2 separate regions of the Mus musculus genome follow, and region 1 is linked to region 2. Evidence: chromatin loops called from intact Hi-C (ENCODE). Cell type or tissue: left cerebral cortex. All regions are shown on one strand. Each heading gives the region's core, and the rest is flanking DNA. Links, peaks and the distances in the headings are about the cores only. Region 1 overlaps Lig1 (ligase I, DNA, ATP-dependent). Region 2 overlaps Pla2g4c (phospholipase A2, group IVC (cytosolic, calcium-independent)).

What was found. Peaks named below come from ENCODE experiments on the same cell type or tissue, not always from the same donor. Only the 100,000 strongest peaks of a DNase experiment are listed, where the experiment ranks them.
Region 1: it touches region 2 in a loop (2.9-fold over the local background); 4 of 42 quality-filtered maps call a loop at or near these places.

What each region holds. Positions count from the first base shown.
Region 1 is chr7:13,285,820-13,291,195 of GRCm38, forward strand. Lig1 (ligase I, DNA, ATP-dependent) reads left to right here. Exons shown (of 29, transcript NM_010715.3): 5 at 739-865; 6 at 2,845-2,940; 7 at 3,575-3,676; 8 at 5,368-5,376. Among named protein-coding and RNA genes, the nearest start is that of Lig1, 9.7 kb to the left of the region's middle. In left cerebral cortex, for the core only: a CTCF peak has its summit at 2,963 (motif pointing right); DNase peaks (open chromatin) are centred at 1,741, 2,342 and 2,957; H3K27ac peaks cover 229 bases.
Region 2 is chr7:13,353,510-13,358,885 of GRCm38, forward strand. It overlaps Pla2g4c (phospholipase A2, group IVC (cytosolic, calcium-independent)), which reads left to right. Exons shown (of 16, transcript NM_001168504.1): 14 at 2,667-2,817; 15 at 3,517-3,643. The coding sequence ends at 3,634. Among named protein-coding and RNA genes, the nearest start is that of Pla2g4c, 31 kb to the left of the region's middle. In left cerebral cortex, for the core only: a CTCF peak has its summit at 2,247 (motif pointing right); DNase peaks (open chromatin) are centred at 2,279, 2,607 and 3,251.

The DNA of each region.
Region 1 (5,376 bases), core at 202-5,201, 68 kb before region 2:
AGTTATCCAGTAATTACGTAGGTCAGGTACCTGGAGTAGATTGATTATCTTAGAGTCTGGACAAGGCCTTTTGTTTCTGGAGCCTCTAGGGGAAGACTATATTCATGTCATTTTTGTTTTTTCCAGAAGCCTGTTTCTCCATTAGCTGAGACACTCTTATGTTCTCTTTCTGTGTTTTCTGTGGTCACATTTCCTGTGACTCCTCTTCTACTTAATTTTATTTTTATAGCTCATGTGTGTGTCTGTGTTTGTGTGACATGCAAGTGCATGCCATGTGTATGGTAGGCATCATGGGATAGTGTGCAAGAATTAGTCCTCTCCTTGGATCTTGAAACTACAAGGGAGGCTGAAAATGCAGTCTTTAGTCTCATGACCACACCACACTAGTTGTAAAGGAGGCAGGCCCATGATTGTATTAACTCCAAGGGAAGTTGGTACATCTGTAGTAAGTCCACCATATCTGTAAGTGTAAAAGGAAGATTCTGTTACTTTAAGAAACAGAATTAATATTGGTTTTTATAATGGCATGATTCTGGGTCACTAAAAGTTATGATGGTGGATCTAATGATACCTAGGTGAGAGAAGGTGGCCTGAGTGGGGATGGGACTAAGGAACCAGAAATGACGTTAGACATGAGATGCTGAGTCCATTCTGCTCTGAAGCATGTGGTAGCTGCGACTGCCAGGTGATGACAGGCATCTTCTTTATTTTAGAACTGTTCTTTCTGTCTCCTTTCAGAAGCCTGTGTCAGACTCTGAACAGAGCTCTCCTCCCAGCCCTGACACATGTCCTGAGAACAGTCCTGTCTTCAACTGCAGCTCCCCCATGGACATCTCCCCATCAGGATTCCCAAAGCGTCGAACTGGTAAGGACAGGCCAGTTTCATCCCTTCCATCCATACTACCCATGGTGATCGTCCTTCCAATGGTAGAACTGTGGTGGTGAGCATGGTTAACTGTCTCTGAGCTGTGTGACCTGTGGCAAACAACCTCACCTTTGCAGAGGTGTGGTTACTTTTACTTGTGGAACAGGTGGCCTGAAGTACAGTGCCAACTGCACAGAAGTGCTAGGATTAAAAGCTGATTCATGTAAAGTGCATGGGCCTGATTTGGCTCACAGTCAGTGCTTGGTATATGTGGGAAATTGTGATTGTCATGAGGAGTGATAGTTGCTGCACAAGGCTCTGAGTAGAAACACAAGAGTGCAAGTATGGAGTCTTCTGGAAGAGCAGGTAACTAAGCTGAGCCCTGAAAGGCAAAGGGAGCCAGGTGGGATAGGAGAGGGGAAGAGAATTCCAGGTTGTATGAGTGAATTAGGAACATGTGGGTCACTTAAGTTTGGAGTTCTGTCACAGGGACCACAGAAATCAAGGAGACACTGAATGAAGAGACTGGAGAACATTCTAGAGAATCCACCTGAGACATTGAGACCTAAATGGAAGTAGAAGAATTGGTATGGGGAAGGGCCAGGTGAGGGCCATATGTGACCTGAGGACTGAGCATGCTCTGATGGTTTGAGGTGACTGAGATGGGTACTTGTAAAGGTTCAGTGGACATCGGGAAGCTGGTGCATGCTGTCAGAACTCATTCAGTTCAGTCATGCCGTCTACAGGCATGAAACTGAAAACCCTAAACTCTGCAACACCTCTGGACCCAAGCATTACATATGGGGTGCTCCACGAAAGCAGGCCTCAGCAAGGGAAGTCTTTCCAGTCTCCCATGAGCAACTCGGGTGTGGGAATCTGCTTTTTTTATGGAATGCTATTTTTAAAACCCTAAACACGATGTGTGAATTGCCAGGTACATACGTACAGCATGTCAGATTTGGAAAACTAAGTGTATATTTATTTTCTTCTCCCCCCCCCCCCATACTGTGACAAAATCCCTTCCAGAAGCATGTAAAAGGTAGGAGAGTTTATTTTGGTTCCGTTTGACAGTGCAGTCCATAATGATTGGGAAGGCATGACAGCAGGATTATGTCAGGAAGCAGAAGCAGATAACGCTGGTGCTCAGCTCACTTTCTCCTCTTTGTTTTTATATATACCTGGTTCCCCACCCATAGTATGGTACTACCCAAACTCAGGGTGAATCCTCCATAGTTAAAACTCAACAGAAACCCTCACAGACACAGGGATTCCAGATTTAGTTAAGTTATAATGAATATGAACCCACACTCAGCATTAAAAAAAGACTGCTCGTAATTTAGAATTGAAATTGTACTGAGATCATGATATATAGTTAGAACTAGGTTCTCCAGTTTGGCTTTGTTTTCCTCTCCTTTAAACACTCAAGTTTAATATCACATATGCAGCTTCCTGAATGCTTCCCTGGGGCAGAGCTGACTCAGAAGTCAGTTGTCCATGTTGCCTAGTGAAGGTTCGGAAAAGGCATAGGTGTCACAAAAAGACTTTGAGAGGTAGGAAAACAGGACACGTGTGGGAATGCTAACACTGGTGTTTCTAGAGAGTACAGTGTGGTATGAAGAGGCAGATTGAGGATAGCATGTGACACGAGCTAGAGAGGAATGTAGTGGCTGGATCCTCAAGGTTCTCAGACACCATGCTGCGGGTACTGAGTACATCCTGTTATCATCATTTACTGGAGCTTGTTTCCTTTCTCATGATGCAAGAAAGGGAGGGACAGACAGAATAAATAACTCACCCAAGGTCACAGATTCAGAGCTGGAAAGACGAGGTGTACACTGGGGTAGTGGCTATGATAGGTAAGAAGAGGATGGGGATCCAGAACCTTCTAAGTCTCCACTTTCATCAGGCATTGTGTCTGATCACTGGGGCAGACATAGACAAACTGCTGGTCAGCTACAGTGCTCCCTTTACCTTTCCAGCGCGGAAGCAGCTCCCCAAACGGACAATTCAAGACACTCTTGAGGAGCAGAATGAGGACAAAACCAAAACAGCTAAGAAAAGGAAGAAAGAAGAAGGTGAGGGAGCGGGATGTTTGTGTGTGTAGTGTCCAGTAGGTGTCACTGTTTTCCTGTGGAGATTAGACTGTCGAGAGGGTTCCCTTTATCCTGGGATCAATGCAGGGAAACAGCCACAGAGATGGAGCTATTGATCATGGGGGCTGTGTGTGATGCACCAGTTGCAGTTGTTGACCCAGCCAGGATCTTGTTCATGTGATAATAATAAAAATCTCCATATGGCTTAGTTTCCCATGACAGGTTTGAATTATTTAGAGGAGTCTTGATTTCCTATTGGCAGTTTGTAGTCAATAAAAAAATTAACTTAAAGTTGGCGATTTTGCCAATTCTGAGTATCTCCTGGAAAAAGAGGAGTATCTTTGTTCTAAGGCAAATTTCCCCCAGGTTAGAGTCTGTAATTTTATCATTACCCTGGTGGTATGACTTTTTAGTATGTTTGTAAATCAAAATGTACAGGATAGGCAGGTGCTCCACTGCTGAGTTACATGGATCTTGTAACCCAAACTAAAAATGGAATTTACTCTGTGGTCCAGGCAGACTTTGGACTTGTGACCTTTCTGCTTCAGACTGTACTGGGTGGGAGTGCCTTTAGGCCTCACTTCCATTTAACTTTTCTGTCTGTCATGAGGAACAGAGACCCCAAAAGAAAGCCTCGCAGAGGCTGAAGACGTAAAACAGAAGGAAGAAAAGGAGGGGGACCAGCTCATAGTCCCCTCTGAGCCCACAAAGTCCCCTGGTGAGTTGCTTATTCCTCTAGCTTCCTGATCCTGCTTGGGGCATCACTTGTCTGTGGAGGGTGGTTCACTGAAACAAGGCACAGACTCCCCAACATGGGTTCAGTGTGAACTCCAAGATAATCAGAGGTTTTGCTTTTACTATTGGGTTTATTGCTTATTTTACCCCATGCATGTGGGAAGAAAGGAAAGAGCCCTAAATAAAATGCTTTTAGACATCATGGCTGTCAGATACAACAAACTGAGTAGGTGTTTATTAAGTGCAATATCTAAGCTTAGTTACAGGATTTAGAAGAGGGAGTATTCTTGCAGCTTCTGTTCCTTGGTGTCCTTGAGACCCCTGTGTCATGTTCACTTTTGCAAGGACACTTTTAGGCATATACATATACATGAATCATGTTAGTTGTTTTTTTCTGGTGGTGGAACCCAGGGCCTGATATATGCTAGGCACATGTTTAATTCTGAGCCATACCTCAGTCTTCTTACTAGTGGGAGAGGCAAGTACTCTGTTACTGAGCTACGGCCCCAGCCTCTTACTGGAGGATTCTTTTATTTATTTTTTTTAAAGAATTACTTAATTATTTTATGCATGTGAGTACACTGTTGCTGTCTTCAGACACACCAGAAGAGAGCATCAGATCGCATTACAGATGTTTGTGAGCCACCATGTGGCTTCTGGGAATTGAACTCAGGACCTCTGGAAGAGCAGTCAGTGGTCTAGTTGCTGAGCCAAGTTTCCATTGCTCACTGGGGGTTTCTAGGCAGATGCTCTACTACTGAGTCACACCCCAACTCTGTTTTGTCTTTTTGTTTGTTGGGTTGTTTGTCTGAGATCTTACTATGAGGTTGCTTTGTAGTTTTGTAATTCCCCTACCTCAGTGTCCTGAGTAGCTGGTATTTCACACTGATGGCCACTCAACTGGGTGATGAGGTTTCTTTTCACTACCATTCCTAAGTTTGCAATTTTTGGACCATTGTCAGCTATGCTTTCATTAGCACTGAGGAGTGAACATTAGGCCAGAAAGGCCTTGTATTTACATAGCAGATAGAGAAAGGTCAAAATTGCTCAATTTTCCACTCATAGGGTGCAATGACTTTGGGATTTTAATGTTTAGTGCTAGAAACTTTATAGTGAGTGGTAATTTTATGGGAGGTTTCTGCCCCATTCTATACTTTTTGCTCCAGAATAAATGACACAGAGACATCAGATTTTATTAACAAGCTGCTGGTATTATGTTTCGCAAGTTCTGAGCTATTCTAACCTGATTAGTCTATTAATAACCGGATAAATTGCCTGTTATTGCCTGCCAACTGAGTCTTGCTATTTCCATGTATATCCTCAGGGTGAGCTTCTCTTGGCATGTACTTGTGGTCCATTCTCATCTTCCACCCTGCCTCATGGCAACTGTCTTCTGCTATCCCTTTTCCTTCTCTCCCTTGTGGTCCCTACCTGAGATCACCTCATCTATCCAAAGTCCTACCTTTCTCTCTCTGGTGCCCAGTCACAGGCTCTAGCTTTTTAATTACCCGTCAGGGATTACTGGGGAACATTCTTCACAGCACATTGGTCAACACAATCCCCATGTCCAGACTGCAGCCTGATCTTGGGGTACAGAACTCAGCATCTGAATACAGAGTGTACAAAACCAACTCCAACACTGTTTGTATCACTATCTACCCCTTCTCATTTCAGAGTCAGTAA
Region 2 (5,376 bases), core at 166-5,165:
GATAACTTTCATTGAAAGTCTATTTTATTAGCTATGAGGATGGCAACTTCCGCTTGTTTCTTGGGGATTATTTGCTTAGAAGACTTTTTTTCCAGCCTTTTACTCCGAGGAAGTGTCTGCCTTTGTTATTGAGTTGTGTTTATTGTATGCAGCAAAATTCTGGATCCTGATTGCATACCCAGTCTGTTAGCTTATGTCTTCTTATTGGGGATTTGAGTCTGTTGATATTGAGAGATACTAGAGACAGATGATTGTTAGTTCTGTTATGTTTGTTCTTACATGTGGCGTTATGTGCCTGTGATTCCCTTTGGCTTTGTTGTGAGATGATTAGTATCTTGTTTTTCCTTTGGTATAGGTACCCTTCTTGTGTTGGAGTTTTCCTTGTGGTATCCTCTGTAGGGCTGGATTATTAAAAAGATACCGTTTAAGTTTGGTTTTGTCCTGGAATATTTTGGTTTCTCAATTTATGTTGATTGAGAGTTTTGCTGGGTATAGTATCCTTGGCTGGCATTTGTATTCTCTTAGGGTCTACATGACCTCTGTCCAGGCTCTTCTGGCTTTTAGTGTCTGTGTTGAGAAGGCTGGTGTAATTCTGATAGGTCTGCCTTTATATGTTATGTGGCCTTTTCCCCATACATTTTTAAATATTCTTTCTTTGTTCTGTGCATTTAGTGTTTTGATTATTATGTAATGAGAGGATTTTCTTTTCTGGTTGAATCTATTTGGTGTTCTGTAGGCTTCATGTACCTTTATGGCCATCTCATTTTTTAGGTTGGCAAAGTTTTCTTCTATGATTTTGTTGAAGATGTTCTTCATTCCTTTGAGCTGGGAATATTTGCTCTCCTCTATTCCTATTGTTCTTAGATTTGGTCTTTTTATTGTGTCCTGGATTTATTGGATGTTTTCAGTTAGGAGTTTTTTATGTTTTGAATTTTCTTTGACAGTTGTTTCAATCTCTTCTAAGGTATCTTCTACATCTGAGATTCTCTCTTCTATCTCTTGTATTCTGTTAGTGATGCTTACATTTGTAATTCCTGACCTCTTTCCTAGGTTTTCCATTTCCAGGTTTGCCTCCCTTTGTGTTTTCTTTATTGTTTCTACTTCCTCTTTTAGGTCCTGAACTGATTTGTTCAATTTCTTTATGTGTTTAATTGTGTTTTCCTGTATTTCTTTAAGGGATTTATTTGTTTCCTCTTTAAGGGCTTCTACCTATTTACCTGTGTTTTCCTGTATTTCTTTCAGTGAGTTATTTATCTCATCCTTAAAGAAATCTATTATTCTCATGAGATAGAATTTTAGGTCAGCTTCCTGTTTTTCAGGTATGTTGGTGTATACAGAGCTTGCTGTGGTAGGAGAACTGCAGGTTCTGATGATGCCAAAGTATATTGGCTTCTGTTGCTTATGGTTTCACGATTGCCCTTTGCCATCTGTTTATCTCTGGTGTTAGCTGGTCTGGGTGTCTCTGTCTGGAGCCTTCTTCCTGTGTCCCCTGGTTTCTTCAGGTCTCCTTGAAGGCCTGTGGCCCTGGCTGTAGCAGACCTCATGTGAGTCCTTCAGAATGTAGGGTCTTAAGAGGGGCATGCATGCCAGTGACTTATTACCTTAGCTACAGAAGATCTCCTGTGAAGCCTTCAGACTGGTGCCTTTAAAGGAGCTGACAAGCTGGGGACCTTCCCTGGTGGAAGGTGCAGGCCAGAAATTTCTCAACTTTATAAGTACTGAGATTACAGCCATGAGTCACATATGGTTTTACCTGTTTCTTTCTACTGTCCCTTTTTTTGTTTTGTTTTGTTTTAAAGTTATTTTTAAAATTATTTTTAGTTTTGTGTGTTTGTGTTGGTCTGTTTGTGCATGTGAGTATAGATGCTCAGAGGACAGAGGCATTGGATCCTGTTGAGCTGGAATTATAGATGGTTATGAATCACCTGGCACTGTTGCTAGGAACCAAAGTTCAGTCTTCTGAAGGAGCAGCATGAATTTTGCTAAGCCATTTCCAAGCCCTTATTCATTTTATTGTTAAGACAGAATCTCACTATACAGCTTAGCCTCAGCTCAAACTCACAATCCTCTTTCTTTGGTCTTCGAGTGTTATGATAGGTGTGCACCACCAAGCCCAGCTAGCATATCTGCTCTCTTCCTTTTATTTTTTAAAAGATGTTTTATTTTTATTTTATGTGTACGGGTATATTGTCTGCATGTATGTTTGCTTACAATGTGCATGCTTCATACCCAATGTTGCCAGAAGAGGGCAGCAGATCCTTTAGAACTGGAGTTACAGATGGTTGCGAGCCACCATGTGGGTGCTGCAAACAGAGTCCATGTCTTCTGGAAGAGTAGCTTTTATGGCTAACTGTTGAGCTATTTTTTCTGCATTCTTTTGTACTTTTTAAAACAAATATTCATTATTCACCTGTATCAGCTATAGCTCCAGATAATACAGGTTAATGTGGAAAAGGAGACATTCTCTTTTCTTTGTGAAGGGATGAAGAACAGATAGTAAAACATATGCTTCATTTCCTAAAGAAGTGTAAAACAGTACCTCTTTATTTATAGCAGCCATATGGTGGGCCAGCTGGATTTGGGGTACAGAAATACTTTACCATCCCTGGACATAAATTGAAACAATCTTAATTTGACATGTTTTTCTTGGTTTGGTTCTATTTCAGATGATATTGAGACATGGAGAAAAAAATATGGGACAGTAAAACTATCTGACTCATACACACCAGACCTGGTGAGAGATTTGCTGAGGGTATCCAAGGAGAATGTGAAGAAAAACAAAATTAATATCCTCAGTGAGATGAGGAAAGTGGCTGGGTGAGTGTCAGGCTACAGCTGATTTGACTTCTGAGTTGGATCTAGTTTCAGAGCTAAGTTTCAGTAATCCGGTGTGAGAGTTGTGGGTATGGTTGTCAATTGATGTCTACCTCAGTGAGTGGCAGAGGGTTTGCCTTAAGCATATACCCCCTGCCTGGACTGGAGGGTGGTATCTAAGTGATAGAACTCTTGTCTAGAATCCCCAGTCAAGTGTTGGGGATATGGCTCAGTGATAGAAGCTGTGCCTAGAATCCCCCAGTGACAGGCTGGGGACTCGGCTCAATTGTAGATTCCCTGCCTAAAGCCCTGCAGTGAGTGATTAGGGGTGTGGCTCAATGATAGAGTACTTATTTAGTATATCTGAGACTGTGGCCTTCATCCTCTGTCCTAAGAATAAAAAATTATGTGAAGAGAGAAACCACTCTTCCCACATAGCTTGCATCTGTGTAGGGGAGAAAGCAGTGAGTAGTGCTGAAGTGAGTGTCTTCCAGAGGCAGAAAGTTGCATGGACTAGGTTGCTATGGATGTTGAGACTGCCCAGGGGGCCAGGTTACTGAGGATTTTCCAATAACCCAAGAGTATTCACTGAGTGGCCACCCCATCACAGCCCTTGAAAACTGACAGCAAGTCCTCACTCATTGCTGGTCCCACGAATGCCTATCACATGACATTCAGAGCTGCTTTTCATTCCACTCTCAGGAATCCTGGGAACATCCCAAGAGTGAACAAGGAGGCCTGCTTGGGAGACAGAGTGAAGGATCCCCAAGGCTCTCAGACTGTGGAGTTTAAGAAATCCCACAACATATCTAAGGATTAAGGATCCTTTGTAAGTTCCATCTTTGTTTTGTCCTACTATATCCGGACCCAAAACTTCCCCATATCCTATATGTGATCAGTGGGTGTCCTGTAGAAGCTTCTAGTTCAGAGTCAAGGCTTAGTGTGTGATGGCAGATCAGATTGATTTAGCCTGAAGCGTCCAGTTTCGAGATAAAGCTTAATGTGTAATGGCAGATCAGATGGATATAGTTAGAAGCTTTCAGTTCAGAGCCAAGGCTTAGTGTATGTCTTAGTTAGGGTTTTATTGCTGTGAACAGATACCATGACCAAGGCAAGTCTTATAAGGACAACCTTTAATTGGTGTTGGCTTAAAGGTTCAGAGGTTCAGTCCATTATCATCAAGGCAGGAACATGGTGGCATCCAGGCAGGCATGATGCAGGAGAAGCTGAGAGTTCTACATCTTCATCTGAAGGCTGCTAGCAGAATTCTAACTTCAGGCAGCTAGGAGTAGAGTCTTAAAGCCCATGCCTTCAGTAACACACATACTCCAACAAGGCCACACCTCCAAATAGGGCCAATCCCTGGGCCAAGCATATACAAACTATCACAGTATGTGATGGCAGATGGGATTGATGTAGCTAGAAGCTTCCAGTTCAGAGCCAAGGCTTAGTTTGTGATGGCAGATCAGATTGATGCAGTCAGTTTGAGCCTCAGCTTCTCCTTTGTAAAGATTTCACAGCATGTGTGCTTATAGTAGGTTAAGATAAGTTTGTAATGATCTTAATTTTAAAGTTTGATTTGTTTATTTCATATGCATAAGTATTTTCCCATGCATATATGCATGTGTGCCATGTGCGCTGCAGAAGCTCAGGAGGGCCTTAGATTTCCTTTGAACTAGAGTTACAGATGGCTGTGAGCTGCTATGTGTGTGCTGAGAATCAAACCTGGGTCCTCTGCAAATGCATCAAGTGCTCTTTTCATACAAGTATATGATGTATTTAATTCATATTTAGTCTGAAAAACACCCTCTAATTCTTCACAGATACCTCAAGATTCTCCTCCAGACGTCACGTCATTTTTTTTTATAATATCCCACAGAGTTCATTTGGTGCTCCCAATATTCATGTGGGTATGGGGGTTGTCCATTAGAGTTTGGTCTGTAGACCTCCCAGGATGATATCCCATAAGAAAATAGACTCTTTCCTGAGAAGTTATCAATTTGTAAATAGCTCCTCCTGTGGGGGAGGGGGTGTGATTAGCTGCTCCTTCCCAGCCCAACAGGGCTGTTGACTGGCTTTATCTTGTGCAGGTAACCCCAAATGCTGTGAGTTCATGATTGTAGTAGCAGTACTGTCCAAAATGAGCTTATATTTTGAGGACCAGCTCCTTCTCTCAGACTCTTGCGGTTTTCTCTAACCTGGAAGGAGTTGTCACTGTTGTGATAGTGGGACCCTCTTTGCCACTGTGGGCAGCATGTTACATGTCAGTGCTGAATGTAGTTTCTCACAGCTGCCTTTGCTCACAGGCAGTGAACTTGATTTTCTTGTTACCAAGAACTTAAAATGCTGAGCTGGGTGAATCAGGGTTGCAGAGCACAAGGAAAGAGTCTATGGTATCATATAAAGAATTCTATATAATAGGGAACCATATGCAAAGAACTGGAGTAGAATGACTTTACCTGTTAAATAAGCAGGAAGAAAGATGTTATTGATGGCTCAGTGTGAAGAAACATGGAATGAAATATGATGTGAATTCTGACAGGTCTAATATTTGATGTAATA